2 separate regions of the Homo sapiens genome follow, and region 2 is linked to region 1. Evidence: read pairs that join two places in POLR2A ChIA-PET (ENCODE). Cell type or tissue: PC-3. All regions are shown on one strand. Each heading gives the region's core, and the rest is flanking DNA. Links, peaks and the distances in the headings are about the cores only.

What was found. Peaks named below come from ENCODE experiments on the same cell type or tissue, not always from the same donor. Only the 100,000 strongest peaks of a DNase experiment are listed, where the experiment ranks them.
Region 2: POLR2A ChIA-PET joins it to region 1 with 6 read pairs; 3 of 35 experiments call an interaction of 5 or more read pairs at or near these places.

What each region holds. Positions count from the first base shown.
Region 1 is chr5:97,016,178-97,024,522 of GRCh38, reverse strand. LNPEP (leucyl and cystinyl aminopeptidase) reads right to left here. Exons shown (of 18, transcript NM_005575.3): 14 at 2,039-2,223; 15 at 1-2. Among named protein-coding and RNA genes, the nearest start is that of LIX1-AS1, 53 kb to the left of the region's middle. In PC-3, for the core only: no CTCF peak of the experiment used is centred there; no DNase peak of the experiment used is centred there.
Region 2 is chr5:96,851,609-96,859,953 of GRCh38, reverse strand. It overlaps a transcript of ERAP1 not described here. Among named protein-coding and RNA genes, the nearest start is that of ERAP2, 21 kb to the left of the region's middle. In PC-3, for the core only: a CTCF peak has its summit at 2,200; a DNase peak (open chromatin) is centred at 4,243; H3K4me3 peaks cover 1,016 bases; H3K27ac peaks cover 4,124 bases.

The DNA.
Region 1 (8,345 bases), core at 27-8,026:
GGCTGTAAGAGAGGTGGTCAAACATGAGAATAACAAGAAAATATTCTGAATACAAAGGCGAAGAGTTGGCTGTGGTGGAGTTTCTGGTGTGAGGGTTGGTAATAATAACAAGTTTGAGTACACAATTTAGGGTTGAGAAAAAGTTTAATTCAGTGACTGCTATCTTCCTAGTAGTGTGTCTATGGATACATCAGTTCAATTTAATATTCACAGAGTACTCACAAAGAACCAGGCAGGCGACTGGCTGGACACTAGGGAGCGGAAAAGGAATGAGAGCCTCTGTCCTCTGAGAACTCACAGGCTACTACGAAGTATAGAGCAATAACTATATGCATTACAATTCAGTGTGATAAGTTTCATGGTAGAACTATAGCAGTAAATGGGGTGCAGGGAGAAAACACAGTCTACTGCCTTTATTAAGATCTCAGAGCTGGGAAAGACCTCAAAACGTTATCCAAATCCTCCACCCCAACTCTTCATCTGATGCTTGAATCTTCTCTCCATAATGCACGGTAAGGAGCTGGAGAGAACTAATTACCCCCAAAAGCTTTTCTGTTAACTGCTAACTCTACCTGCTATGTTTTATTTCTAAATTAAGAGACTTGTTTATCACCTCACACCCATTAGGATGGCTGCTATCAAAAACCCAGAAAATGGCAAGTGTTGGCAAGGATGTAGAGAAATTGGAATGATGGTGCAGCTGCTGTAGAAAACAATATGGCAGTTCCTCAAAAAATTAAAATTAGAATTACCATATGATCCAGCAATACTACTTCCAGGTGTATTTCCAAAAGAATTGAAAGCAGGGTCTCTAGGAGATATTTGCACACCAATGTTCATGGCATTATTATTCACAATAGCTAAAAGGTACAAGCAGCACAAAGGTCTATCCAGGAATGAATGGATAAACAAAATGTGGTATATACATACAATGGAAAATTATTCAGCCTTTAAAAAGAAAGAAATTTTAGCCAGGTATGGTGGCTCATGCCTATAATCCCAGCACTTTGGGAGGCCTAGGTGGGCAGATTTTCTGAGGTCAGGAGTTCAAGACCAGCCTGGCTAACATGGTGAAACCCCGTCTCTACTAAATATACAAAAATTAGCCAGGTGTGGTGGCGGATGCCTGTAATCCCAGCTACTCCGGATACTGGGGCAGGAGAATCAATGGAACCCGAGAAGTGGAGGTTGCAATGAGCTGAGATCGCGCCACTGCACTCCAGCCTGGGTGACAGAGCAAGACTCCATCTCCAAAAAAAAGAAAAGAAAGAAAGAAAGAAATTTTAATGCATGCTACAACATGGAAGAACCTTGAAGACGTTATGGTAAATGAAATGAGCCAGTCACAAAAAAGCAAATTCTATATGACTTTACTTATATGAGATATACAGTGTAGTCAACCTCACAAAAACAGGAAGTAGAATAGTGGTTACCAGGGGCTGGTGGGGAGAGGGAGTGAGGAATTATTCAATGGGTACAGAGTTTCAGTTTTGCAAGATGTAAAAGTTCTGAAAATATAGTACACAATAATGTGAATATGCTTAACACTACTGAACTGTACAGTAAAAAATGGTTAAGACAGTAAATTTTATGTTATGTGTATTTTACCACAATTTTTTAAAAAGTCTTGTTTGACACCGCATGTTCTCACTCATAGGTGGGAATTGAACAATGAGAACACATGGACACAGGAAGGGGAACATCACACTCTGGGGACTGTTGTGGGGTGGGGGGAGGGGGGAGGGATAGCATTAGGAGATATACCTAATGCTAAATGACGAGTTAATGGGTGCAGCACACCAGCATGGCACATGTATACGTATGTAACTAACCTGCACATTGTGCACATGTACCCTAAAACTTAAAGTATAATAAAAAAAAAAAAAGTCTTGTTTGAGAATGCAGATACATAGAGTTCACCTACACTGACACTCAGTTTTATAACATTTATGATCCAGGATGAGAATACCCTGGATACTGTATATGATGTGAAATAAAGAAAAAGAAGATAATTCATCTGAGTAGAGGTATACTTCACCTTTGAGTTCCATTGGATGCCATCCAGTCATCAAACAGTTTCATGGCAGTAGTAGAGCAGTTCCCCAGGTTGTGGGTGCAAGCAAACTCTAGCAGGGCTGACCGAAGCTCTCGCATAGATGGAGTGCCCTCATCAGTCCAAGTTTGTTGTTGAATTTGGTTTTGAAGTAATTTAAATACCCTAGTCTAGAGAGACAAAATAGATTATAATGGCTTCATAATAATTAGGACAATCAGAAAAAAAACAGGACAATTACAGCCAGGTGCAGTGTCTCGTGCCTGTAATCCCAGCACGTTGGGAAGCTGGGGCGGGCAGATCACCTGAGGTCAGGAGTTTGAGACCATCCTGGCCAACACGGTGAAACGACATCTGTAGAAAATACAAAAATTAGGCAGGCATGATGGTCGTGCCTGTAATCCCAGCTACTCAGGAGGCTGAGGCAGGAGAAACACTTGAACCCAGGAGGTGGAGGTTGCAGTGAGCTGAGATAGCATCATTGCATGCCAGTCTGGGCAACAGAGCAAGACTCTGCCTCAAAAAAAAAAAAAAAAAAAAAAAAAACAAAAGACAAAAAACAAAAAAAACCCCAGGACAATTAGATCTCTTTTCCCCAACATTTATCCAATGAGGAAAAAAAAAGGCATAGATATTACTCATTAAATATCAACTGACATATGAAACCCACATACGGCTGGGATGAAACCATTCAATAATAAGGCTATGCATAAGGCTGCTATAGCTAAGGGGGACTTTTAGTGATGTTAACTCAGAAAAAAATTAATGACTTCTGTGCAGTAGGGAACCTTTATGCTGCATATACTCAGCTAGAAGTTATTTTCCTGCCAAAAAGTATCACTTATAACCACTGCTGGAAGGATGTCAGGACTTCCTGACCTTGTGACTTTACAATCTATAAACCTATAAAGCAATGAAAGAAAAATAAACTTCTTTATTGATAGTTAATGTTTAAATGTTTCTCAATCCAATATTAAAGGTATATTTAACATTATTAACTAGTTTGATGTTATAACAAATTAACCAAATTAGCAAGAAAATGAGACCTGCAGGGAAGAATAGTTGTTTATAGCTTATTTTTTCTCCTAAGTTTTTATTTAAAGAACTTTCAAACCTACAAAAAAAGATAGTACAACACCCATACACTGTTCATCTAGATTCAACAGTTTTTTAACACTCTGACACTTGCTTCATTTTCAAGTGTGTATAACACACATACGCACACATGTTTTTCTTGTTTTAGCTGAACAATATAAAAGTGATATACAGATACGATATTTCATTTATAAATACTTTGGCATGCAACTCACAGATATCAGAACATTCTCTTACAGAACCATAATACCTTATCACACTGAAGAAAACTAATAGTTATTCATTAATATCATCCAATCTAGTCCATTGGTATTGGCTGTCATTGCTAAACGTATACTTGCGGTATTAAGGTACTAACAGACGCCTTTTTCATCTCTCTCCAAAATAAAAACACCAAACCTGTTAATACCATGTCGAAGTATTTCCATTCTGCAAGTTGTGCATGGCGGGTGGGGGGTGAGGGCACATGATATTTTAAAAAGCATCATATGCAATATGCTTTTATGAATACCACTAGAAAGAATAAAAATTCTGATATAAAAAATGTTTTTAGGTATTCTTTTTTTTGTTTTTGAGATGGAGTCTTGCTCAGTTGCCCAGGCTGGAATGCAGTGGTGCGATCTCAGCTCACTGCAAGCTCTGCCTCCCAGGTTCACGTCATTCTCCTGCTTCAGCCTCCCGAGTAGCTGGGACTACAAGCGCCCGCCACCACATCCGGCTAATTTTTTTGTATTTTTAGTAGAGACAGGGTTTCACCATGTTAGTCAGGATGGCTCTATCTCCTGACCTCGTGATCCACCTGCCTCGGCCTCCCAAAGTGCTGGGATTACGGGCGTGAGCCACCATACCTGGCCGTTTTTAGGTATTCTTTAGAAAACCTTCATGGCTACATAAGAAGGACCAAAATGAAAAAAATTCAACAGATACCCCCTCTGAAGGAATAAGCACAGGAAGATTTCTTCCTGCTGGTACTTCTTTACCTCCACCACCATCGTGGCATCTCATCTCAAGTAATCATGTACCACAGATGACCACAAGCAAAACCCTTAACTTCAGAAGTTTAGCTCAAGTTCTTCACAGAACATTGCTTTCTTCCTTTCTTTTAGGTATTGACAGTGAGTACCACTGAGTACCACTGTCAATACCTAAAATGAATCCTATTTGGAAATTTTTAAACTATTAAGACCATTATCCTAGCAATGACTTACTGTGAATAAGCATCTTGTGGAGTTGAATATGAGAATAGAAAAAAAGAATCTGCAAGGAAAAGAACTCAAGGTTTGTATAACATGTCAACTCGCTTGTGTTTGTTTCAAAAGCAATGAAACACAGAACAGACACCTTGTGGAATGTGTAAGTGGTAAAGCTTTTGAGTCACTGGGAGGACATGAAGTAGAAAAATACTTGCTACGCTGACGATGCAAGGAACGGACAAGCAATGCAGGGGATCCCACTTGACATACCTAACTGCATTGTTATGTGGTGTCTTCACTGGCCTTACCTTCTCAATAGCATTATGATAGAAAACCATTCCAAATGACTGGAGAACAAAAGAAATTCAAATCCTACTCATAACTGTCAAATAGGAACAAATGAAGAATGTGAGAAAAAAAATCACATGCTTGAAATCTTATTTAAAAAAAAAATCAGTGAAGAACAATGGCAATACTCATTGAGAGTTTACTAAAACACAAAGGCAGCAATGGAAAGAATGGCACTTGAAGTCCTGGAAGCAAAGGAAATCTGACACTTGAAGATGGCTGTGGCTAATTCCTGAGCAGTTACACCACCGAATTACAGGGAGCAATTTTACTAGTTAGTCTCCATATGAAATCATTAAGGCAAGTTCTCAAAATAGTTGTTTAAATGTATTTCAAATTATAACATAATAAAGTAAAACATTTTAAGAAAGAATAATTATATTATTAGAAAAATCCTGTTACAAAATATCATTTTTATAAGTAATCCAGGTTTATTTTTAATATTAATTAATATTAATGAGGCATAGCATGTGCTTCAAATTACCTTTCCCTTTTAGAAATAAAATGAAATGTTTTTCTAAGGATCCAAATTAATTTTTTTGAAATTTAAGCTCTTTCAACAATAGAATGCAACTCTATGATTTTACAAAGTGAAATGGCAAGTGGAGAGAGGAAATAAATTGATGGGTTATACAAGCTACAAACACTGGATTTGTAATAAAATGCAATAACAACAATATAAAATTATTTTAAAAATAAAACAGGGAAAGATGCTAGCACTTATGTTGTATATTACATTTTGATTTACTGCTTTAATTTTACACTGATATGCCCAGGGAGTTCTTTCCTGGGTCAACTGAGTTTCTTAAAAGTGAAATGTCAGTTTTTATTGCAAAAGGTTTATCCCACCAATGCCTCATATGTAAAAGAATGACAGATTTGTAAGTGATAAAACAGGAATATGGCTAGGATCAGATGTTAACATCAGATGTGAACAATTTAACACAATTGAAATGTGCCTCCAGACCCTACCCATCACAACACTACAGCATCACAAAATGCAGCATATGTCATGTGCAGCCTACATAACAAAATGACCAATAAATGTACATAATGCTTTGGTTCCAATGATATAGAAGTTAATTAGAAATCAGTCTTAGACAGTAATACATTTGAACGTCATATCCAAGGATTCATAAATGTCTCCTATCCCAATTCCTAACTGTAGAATGTCAGATTTCCTAGTTTGAGAGTATTGATGCTACCAGAATTTTCACCCTAATATTAGAATAAGAATGTTAAAGTGACACATTCTCCCTCTTGGTGAGCTAAAGTTAACTGGGCTTTTAGCTAACCATGTGAAGACACACAGCAGTAAAAGGGCGTCCAATCTTGGAAACACATACTAAGTCTTCTGCCCTTCCTCTCTATCCATCAGTCCCTAGATCCCTCCTTGAAGTATGTTCCTAATAAACACATATCTGCCCAGAAAGCTGGAAATCATCTGGGATGAAGATGCAGTTCAAAGAAGAGGTAAGTATCAAGTGCTTCTTGAGCACTAAGCTATAAACAGAGTTAACAGAGAGGCAAGCAGAAGACTGACTTCTGCCATTATGAAGTTTAACTGGGCAGCTTCAGAGTCGGGAGATATTCTGCCTCCTCACAGGGTATATTCAGAACTAACATTGCCCTTTAATAGTGAAAAAAAGTGAGTGATATGCACTAATCTTATTTATTGCTACCTGTACTAGGTTGAATAGTATCCCCTCAAATTTTGTGTCTGCCTGGGACCTATGAATATGACCTCATTTAGGAATAGGGTCTTTGCAGGTACAATCAAGTTAAGATGAGGTCATACTGGATTATGGTGGGCCTTAATCTAAGAATGGGGCAATTTGGGCACAGAAACACAGGGAGAACACTGTGTTGACAGAGACAAAGGCCACGGTTAGTCACCTACATGCCCAGGAATACCAAGGATTACTGGCAATCACTTGAAGTTAGGAGAGGGGAATGGAACAGATTCTTCCTCAGAAGGAGCAAACCTTACTCTGCCAATACCTTGATTTTGGCCTTCTGGCTTCCAGAACTATGAGAGAATAAATTTCTGTTATTTTAAGACATCAAGTTTGCAATAACTTGTTTTAATAGCCCTAGAAAATTAATATACTACCCCAAATGGTGTTGATATCATACTAATTACCTCAAACATAATTCTATGCAATAAAATATACTGGTCCTGGGGATAACTGGATATCCATACTGAAAAGAATGAATCTTGGTGTCTACCTCACACCATCCACAAAAATCAATTCCAGATGGATCACAGATCTAAATGTAAAGGATAAAATGATAAAGTTTTCAGAAGAGAACAGAGAATATCTAGGGGTAGGAAAAGATTTCATAAGCTAGATTACATTAAAATTTAAAACTCATATTAATAAAAAATCATTAAGAGAGTAAAAAAAAGCAAGATGGAGTGGGAGAAGATATTTGCAAATATACATGACCAACAAAAGATTCATATCTAGGATATATACAGAACTCTTACAAATCAACAAGAAAAAGGCAGACGATTTAATAGAAAAATAAGCAAAAGATGGGCATTTTACAAAAGAACATCTAATGGTCAATACATATATCAAAAAGAAAATCATCTTCACATCAGTAGAAAAATGTAAATTCAAGTCAAAATTGCAGTACCACTATGCACCTATCCACATGGCTAAAATAAAAAAGATTTAGTGTGAATGATAATCATCAGAAAAGATCTAGAGCACCTAGAATTCTCATATACTGCTAAGTGTAAATTGGTACAACTTTGAAGAACTATTTGATAGTACACTATTAACTATGCATGTGTTATGACTCAATAATCCCATTTCCAGACATATATCCCATAGAAATGCATAAAGACATTCATCGAAGACATCATAGCAGTGCTATTCATGATAGCTCCAAACTACAAATAACGCAAATGTCTATCAACAATAGCTGAACTGGTTAACTAATGGCCAATCTCTTTACTACACTAACACTAGAAAGTCGATATTGGATTCCCAGTTTGCCCTAAAGAGATGAGTAAGCTATTTGCATACTTCTTGGAAAGGCACATAAATATTGTTTTAAAAAGTCATTATTAGCATTTTAGATATAAAAAAAATCTCTTAAGTTGACAATTTCATTTTTAGGAGAACAACTAGATGTGGGCCAGTCACTTGAAACCTTAAATATATGGTCTGCAAGCTTTTCAAAAGAATATGACAAGAAGAAAGCTTTAATTTTTCTAAAGGTATCCTGGAAAGACGACGTTGCTAGGACACAAATTGATTTTACAAATAGCAATATAACAGAAACAGAAGTCTTTGGAGTGAAATTTATCTGGGTTTGAATTTCAGCTTTATCACTTACTAGGTAAGTGACTTTAAAGAAGCTATTCCGTCTCCTCGTTTATTTAATGGGGGTAGAAATATCTACCTTGGCACTGTGTGATAATTAAATGAGGTAATCTACATTAAGCACTAAGCACGGTGTGTAAAAGCACTCAAATGCACTTGTTTCTGGTGTGTTTCAATCATTTATTCACTCAACGTTTACTGAGTGTCACTACAGGCCAGGTCATGTTCCAGGCACTGGTTTTTATTAAGGCTGCTAGCTGAAAGCCTTATGAAATAGAAAATGATAAAAATCTTAACCATTAGAAGAGACCTCAGAAA
Region 2 (8,345 bases), core at 338-8,337, 160 kb after region 1:
AGCTCAGGGAAGGTAGTATGCTAAGTATTATTTTACACCAGCTAGAGGGGATTTTAAATTTCATGTATGAAAAATCTCCCTCAAACATTAACATAGCCTGCTTGGCCTTACTGATGTTATTAGGCTGATGTCAATAGGTCAGAGTCATAGTTGCCAGCCAAAATTAATAATGCCATAAGTACTACTAGGCTTGCTTAGCAGTTAACAAAAACTTTGATATATATTATGTCATTGATCCTCAGAACAATCTCCACAGAAATCAGGGGAGATATTACAGATGAGAAAATAGAAGCCCAGTGAGGTTAAGTGGTTTGCCAAGGTCTTAACAGTGACTAGATGAAAGGCCAAGGCAGGATCTAGCCTCTCAGCTCTGTCCTGGGCATTCCCCACATTGCACTGTGCAGCTTGTGTGACATTGAGGCTCAGATTGCCCCAATTCTGGAAAGATACAAGCAGGGAACCATCCACCTACAGAGGAGAATGGTCTTCTTTGGTTCCGCCAATCTAGTATCCCAGCACAAACGGTCTGGGAGCCTGAGGCAATGCTCTGGGCAACAGAACTGTTCCCTCAACTCAACCTGCACTCGCAGAGCAACAGCGTGTTGGGAACACGAAGGTGAATGTGGCCCCCTGCTGTGTTTGGACTCTGTTTTCCAGGGGGGTTTTTTGGCAGTGTGGAAGGAAGGCTTTCCATTGACAGCCCCAAGTACAGACCAGGATGGACAAGAAGGACACTCCTGTGTCGCCCAGAGACCCAATTCAACAAACTGCACAGACAACTAACAAACGAAGGCCTTGTGCTAATTACTTAGGGGCATGGAAAGGAATAGAACATGTCTGTTGTTCAGTGTGTGTGTGTGTGTGTGTGTGTGTGTGTGTGTGTGTGTGTGTGTATGCATGTGGCAGGGCCTTGGTCTAACATAAGCTTCATCTTTTTCTTTTGGAATTGTAGCAACCAATATCATGCTTTGAAGGAGTAATCTTCAGAGCCAGGGTTCTTGGAACTGTTTTGTGATGTTGTTGGATTTGTGTTTGCCTGTGAATCAAGAACACAGGGAAGTTTTAAAGTGATGAGAATGACTTGCTGATGTTCCACACTGTTCCTCTTCCTTTTTCTCACTTTTATTCCTTTGCTGGGCTTCTATTCTGGACATGACATTTTAGCTACAGTAACTATCTATTTACATACCATGATTAATCTAACCTGGGGACTTCTCTGGGCTCTATAAAGGCAGCAGGTATAACAGGTGCAATGCTGATGGGGTGGAGGGCATTGTCATGCACTCTAACTTCAGTAATGAAGACAAATACTGTCACCCAAATTTAGGGCTCAGAGAAATCTTAGACACATTCAGTATTCTTTGGCATAAATCCCCAAGTTGAATGGCTGTCATTAATCACCAAGTAATTAGTTCAAGGTTATCGGGCACAATTAAAGTGAAGAATAATTTACAATTGGCCAGGCATGGTGGCTCACACCTGTAATTCCAGCACTTTGGGAGGCCAAGGCAGGCAGATCACTTGAGGCCTGGCCAACATGGTGAAACTCTGTCTCTACTAAAAATACAAAAATTAGGTGGGTATGGTGACGGGCACCTGTAATCCCAGCTATTCGGGAAGCTGAGGCAGGAGAATGACTTGAACCCAGGAAGCGGAGGTTGGAGTGAGCCAAGATAGCGCCACTGCACTCTAGCCTGGGCAACAGAGCGAAACTCCATCAAAAAAAAAAAAAAAAAGAAGAAGAACAAGGAGGAGAAGAATAATTTACAATTGTCAACAGTGACTCAATGTTTGCTGTAACCAAATTAATCAGATACAAAATTATCTCCCATTGTGGCTTAACAGCAAAACCATGCTGGTAGAATCCACGGTTCAGCCTCTTTGCCCCTGCAAGCTGCTGTTCATTGAGCTTGCTTTCTCAGGTCCCTGCCACTGCCCTTGCTATATGACCCATTTGGAACATATTTTGAAAACTTGATCTTCATTTTATCCTTTGCACATGATCCTTGGTATTTTCCCTCTGACCCTATTTCTTTTCTTTCTTACCCTCTACCCTGCCCCTAGGATCTGCCATAAAGGGCTGAACACAAAATATGTATGCTCAGTCAGAGTTAGAAAAGCCTGAATACAAAACAGGTTTTCTCACCCAATCTGTAGCTTTTAAATTTAAGGTTATTTTGAAAGTTAATGAGAAGTGATCCTTTATGATGGCTATGGTTCTATCCCTAACTCAAAAGCAAGAGGCATAGATTATAGAGTAGCAATTCAGCATATAGGCTCTGGAGGCAGACTGCCTAGATTTGAAACTCACATCTGTATTTCTTGGCTATGTAACCTTCGGAAAGTCACTTAATTTCTCCATGCTCAGTTTCCTTATCTTTAAAATGGGATTGATGATAATACCCATGCTTTATGTGGTTGCATTTGTAGTTTTTTATTTTTAGCTTTTTATTTTTTTATTAATTTTTATTAATTTTTAGTTTTGTATTTCATCACACAAAAGTACTGAGAGTTTTCTATGGGCAAGGCCTTGTTCTAGATGCTGAGGATAAAATTATCACAAGATGAAGTTCTTTCCTTCAAGATGATCACTTCTTAAGTACTTCACTTAACTAGGGGAAACAGTCAAACAAAAAGGCAACAATAACCCAGTGTGACATGTGTGTGCTAGGAGTAAGACAAGGTAAGAAGCTTTAAGAGCACATAGGATGCTAACCTAACCTGGCCCTGGGAGATCAGGGAAGGCTTCTTTGAAGAAGTGGCATTGATGCTGAGTCCTGAAAGATGAGAAGCAGTTAGCCTGGCAAAGAGTGGAGGTCACATCCTAAGCAAAGAGAAGAGCAGATGCAGAGGGCAGAGGCAGAAGAAAGTATAGGAGACATCTGGGGGAACAGCCAGGGGAGTAGTTCAGTGGAATGACTGTGGTGAGGCATGAACTTGAAAGGTCTACAAAGATGAGGCTCTGAGGTAGGAGCCCAACTGAGGGCATCAGGATGCAGAAAGCCAGACAGGCACCAGGGATCTGGAGAAGAGAAGAAGGGGATAAGTGGGTGGTCTGTGCCCACAAAGTCCAATAAGAGGGAGCAGACAGAGAACCAGCAGAAAAGTGAAATGCGTAAAATATTGATATTTGGATCAGAAAGCCAACAGTGCCAATTTGATATGGTATCAAGTGGGAGAGACCAGTGAAAACAGAGACCCAGTGACAACTATGCCGTAAGTAGGGAGAAGGAAAATGAACTGAGCATAATTGCAGGGGCCAGTCAGGGATCTATGGCCAAAGGCCAGTTAATGGGATGAGGACCCAAAGCCAGAGCAGAAGCAGCCAGAAACAGCAGGAGAATTGATATAAGTAATTACTGAGAACAGTGAACTAGCTCTAGCTCCATAAATGTTCTTAAGGACAGGATGACTGCCAAGATACGACGTAGGGTTTGAATTTGCTGGAAGGAAAGCAGAGGTTGGTGTCAAATAGCTCAAACAGCATTGTACTAAAACATACTTATATCTCAAAAATGCAAATAATTTGTTCCTTTCAAACTAATAGTCAAGTATTTGCTCTCTCTCTCTCTCTCTCTCTCTCTCTCTATATATATATATATATTTTTTTTTTTTTTTTTTTTTTTTTTTTTTTTGAGACGGAGTCTCACCCTGTCACCCAGGCTGGAGTGCAATGGTGCAATCTTGGCTCACTGCAATCTCCGCCTCCCGGGTTCAAATAATTCTCCTGCCTCAGCCTCCCGAGTAGCTAGGATTACAGGCATCTGCCACCACGTCCAGCTAATTTTTGTATTTTTAATACAGACGGGGTTTCACCACGTTAGCCAGGCTGGTCTCGAAGTCCTGACCTCATAATCTGCCCGCCTGGGCCTCCCTAAAGGGGTGGGATTACAGACATGAGCCACTGTGTCCGGCCTGCTCAAAATATATTTATAGGAAAGATCGACTATTGCATGTGACTAAAAGAGAATAATCTTTCTTCTGTGTGTCCCAGCAATTTGGTCGTGGCCACACACAGTCATTCCCAACATTGCAGTTAACAAGGCTCACACATACACATATGTGTGTGCATGTGTATGTGTGTATATACTTGCATAAATTATTTGAGAACTGAAAATTCCCTTCTCCTACATCTTTCTATTCCCTTTTACCTACAAGACCAACAGGGAGATGTCTTGGGACTCAGATTCACTCTTGACTGTGAAATCAGATCTAAAAATGACTCAGGCTGTCAAGTAAGTGGGAGAGAAGTGGAAATGATCCAACGGTGGCCAAAGTTCCGCTGCAATTGCCTCTGACGGTTAGCTAGTTTTCAAAATGCCATCGCCCTTTTCTTTGGAGCAAAGTTCCTGGTTTCTGTAAGTCATGGAAAGGAACAGACAGTCTTCACTGTAAAATCACAGAGTTCTATGCAATCGCTGGTGAAGCTCCACAGAGAATGTTCATCTGGTTCCACTGCTGCCCACCCACCTGGGTTTTTTTTCTTTTCTCCAAAGTTTTTCTGCTACAAAATTGTCTCCAGTGTGAGATATAGACAATGTATCCTGTGAAAGTAGTTTCAACAGAATCTCTGTTTACATTCTTAGAGCTCAATTTCATGGATATTTATTCAACTCTGCAACAATCTAGTCTTTTAGAACATTCCTTATCATTAATCGAAAGTGTTTTTTAATAGGAAATAAGGGTTACATTTGTTGTCATTATAATAATGATGCAATCATAGTCTGTTCTCCCATAATGTGTTTCTTTAATGTTAATTATCTCTACCATGACTGGTAAAGAGGAGGCTGAGGTCAGTGGAAGTTATGTGGGTTTATGCAATTTCCCCCAACATGCTAATGTTTTAAACCCATTATAGTCAAGCTTTCTTACTAATAGAGAAAAAACTTCATAATATATTAAGACTTTAAGATAAAACCTATATAATCTGCAGAAATGCCTTTCATTTGTGTAAAATGTGACTTATTTAGTGGTTTGAAAAACTGCTAGATTTTCTATATGTTAAGCTCTTTGGGGAGTTTCAAGAAAAGATGAAGCCTGAAGATATTTCTCTCATGTTAAAAAGAAAATTAATGATTAAAAAGGCTACCCTTGGATAGTATTTTAAGTTTTGGTTAAACTTCTTTCTATAGAAGTGACTGTTTCAAGGACATTCATTTTAAAAGAAAAATAAAGCATGACTCCATGGTAAAAGGCCACAAGGGTTGGAATGACTGAAATTTTATGGCAAATGCCCATGGAAATTGAACCATAATAGCATAATTTCTTATTAGGATTCTAACTGTTTGTGTTAGAGTCTTGATTTCAAACCTGTATTGGATTTAAATATCTTATTATTAATGCATTTTTCCCAAAGACCCTATTATTTTTAGTGTGCAATTTTTCCAAAATGTGAAGTTTTCTGGGGACACACATGGTATCATTGTAAGATGCCTATACTTGGCATTTGAACAAATAAGACAAAAATAAAAATTAAGAGTGCTCAGAGGTTTTTTTTTTGTTGTTTGTTTGTTTTTTCACATTGGCCTTCAATGATTTGAGTGCATAGACCTGCTCAAAGTGATTCATTTATACATCCAAGTTAAATTATGGACTGCAGACCAGTTCAAGTATGTTTACATACTTGAGGTATCTATTGAATCATAAACATAGTACTAATTTGCAACATTGACTGCAGTCTCATAATGACATTTGCCAGATAGACACTGCTAAGTGGTGTCTTTGCATGATCATCTCATTTGATTCTCATAAGAGATTTAGGAGGTTGATACTATTATCCATATTTTATAGATAAGGAAACTAAAGTAATTAGCTCGATAACATAGCTGTGTGTGTGTGTGTTTGTGTTTATTCAAGATTTGGGAGGGAAGGCAATGGTTAGAACAAGGTTATTTGACTCAGAACAAAGTCAGAAATGGCTGCATTCACAGATTTCTTTCACTGAGGTGACATCTTTCAAAACCCATCTTTTACCTGTCCTTTATAAATGAATGTTTCTTCCTCTGTGGGCACAAATGCAATTGCTATCACTGTTAAGAGCATGTATTATTTTGTTCACTTTTCTAAGGTGCAGAAAAGTCCTCATGCTTCTTTTTTTTTTTTTAGAACTTTTAAATAGCCTAAGGTTGATTGATCATACTTGTAACTGTGTCTTCTACTACCTTAGGTACTCGCTCACAAAACACATTTAAAATACTACATGAAGTGGGTGATCTTTCCAAAGCCACAGTTCACTGTGAGTTCCAAATTCTCATCTGCCACTGGCCTGTGTGCAAAATGAGTTTTGCCTTTTTAAGTTTGTTCCCTATTCTATGATGTGAATAAATACACATCATAAAACCCTTCCTGGGAGAAGATGAGTTCATTGAGCCAAATTAAGTTGATTGTAGCTGTCCTCTTACCTAAGAGCTGCTTTTATATCTCCCAGTTCTAGACATTTGTTCATCTGTACACACTTCTAACTAGAGATAAGTATATAAGGCATTGATATTGACTTTTGGAATAATGCTTTTGAAGTCGGTAGTGTACCTAAGGCAGGTTTGGCCTCTCTGTCCTGGAATCATAGAATTAGATTTACCTGCAGACTTCTCATCTCTTTCCACTATAGTCTAGATCCTGTTCTTTCCTTCTTCTGCCCTCAGGTTGCTTCAAACTGGGGCAGAGAGCAAACAACCTCTCCCCTGGGATCAGGGGCTACAATATTATCTTTAGAGAATAAAGTTTGGCTATTCCTTTGTCAGTAGGTTTTTGGACCTAAAGGCTCATTTATTCTTTCTGTTTTAGCAGAGTCTCTGGCCTTGATCCCTTATGTGCCTAATTCTGCATTTGTTGAATAAATGGACAAGTGCATGTCCTGCCAGCTCAGTCCAGTCTCCCAAGCCTGCCCCTGGAGTGAATCCAGGGGCATGATTTCTAGCAACCCAAGAGAAGGGTTTTAATAAAATGTCTGAGAAAATCAAATTTAAAGTCGTCTACAGTCTACTTGTCACTTTGCCTCATTGTGGGTAGAGTACACTCATTTTTCATGGTGGATGAATCATAAGTTAATTTAAAACAGTTTAGCCATGAAAATTCCTGTAGCATGTGCAGAAGTAAGATTAAATTTAAGGCAATAATAATTCCCTGCCAAGAGAAAATGAATATATTCATCAACGTACTTCATTTGAAAAGTAATTGAGTCACCATTTCTATTCACATTACCATCTGAACATTGTAAAGCTAAATTTAAAACTACGGGATTTTAAAATGATTTTTTGAAAAGTCTATTTTAATTGTCAGCCTTGAATATAGGACTTCGCATCTAAAATCTTGTTCTTTCAAAAGTAGGAAAGTACTAAATTTATGGAAAATTATACCATTTTTGTTATTGTTAAATAGGGAGACTATATCCTGCCCTTAAATTTTAACTAGAAAATGTGGGGAATGGAATTTTTAAAAACATTTCTTTCAAATCAAACCTAAGAACGTACTTTCCTAGGCTAGAAACCTAGATGTGTAAAAATTGTATTTAAATTTTCTTTTCTATGTCTGACTTCTACTTTGAGGCCCAAAGCCACCTGCTGATGGAGACATCAGGGTTTCTGTACTACCTGGAGGTGGGGAGGGCACTGAATATTACACACAGATGGGAGAGGTTGGAGACACGGATCTGTCCACACTCAGCATTTGTCCATGTTAGCATCCTTTCTCATAAAAACAATATTTTATCTATGTCATTTCTGCCAGATTTCATGATCCTGAGTATATAAGGCCAAAACATTTTTTAATAATAACATTTAAATCATAATAAAATGTAAAAATAATAGAAGTGGGTGTTTAGAAGTGAATCAAGTTTAAGCTTTTCCCACAGAGTAAGTTTGTTGAATGAATGAGTGAATGAGTGAATGCCTTAATTACCACGCTTTTTGGGGTTGGGGGCTATTTGCCCCTCTCTCCACATGACAGAACTGCTCTAAGTTTCTTTGCTGCTCTTCTCAGCTGTCAGACGGCTTGCTGCTTGTTTTCCACACCACCATGTCTATTCTGTGCTGTCCTTTACTCTGCCTGTTTTTTTCCTTTTGTATTTCTTCTGGCTCTTGTCCCTTTTCCCACGTGTCTCAGCTTTCCTTTATTGCCACTTTCAGTCAGAGCAGTCCTGTGCTTCTGGTGCCGGCATACAATACTTACTTGAGTTTCTTGGCTTTTCTTGACTGTGCATCTCTTACTTCAACATAGGAATAGCCTGTCATAGAATTTCTCCAGTTCCAGGGCTCAAGAGGGAGAGTGCCAGAAAATTGAGACTGTTTTCCCTGTCTTGGATTGAATTCATAAAGCAAAACCAGTGTTTGTGTGAGGGTTTGCTGTGT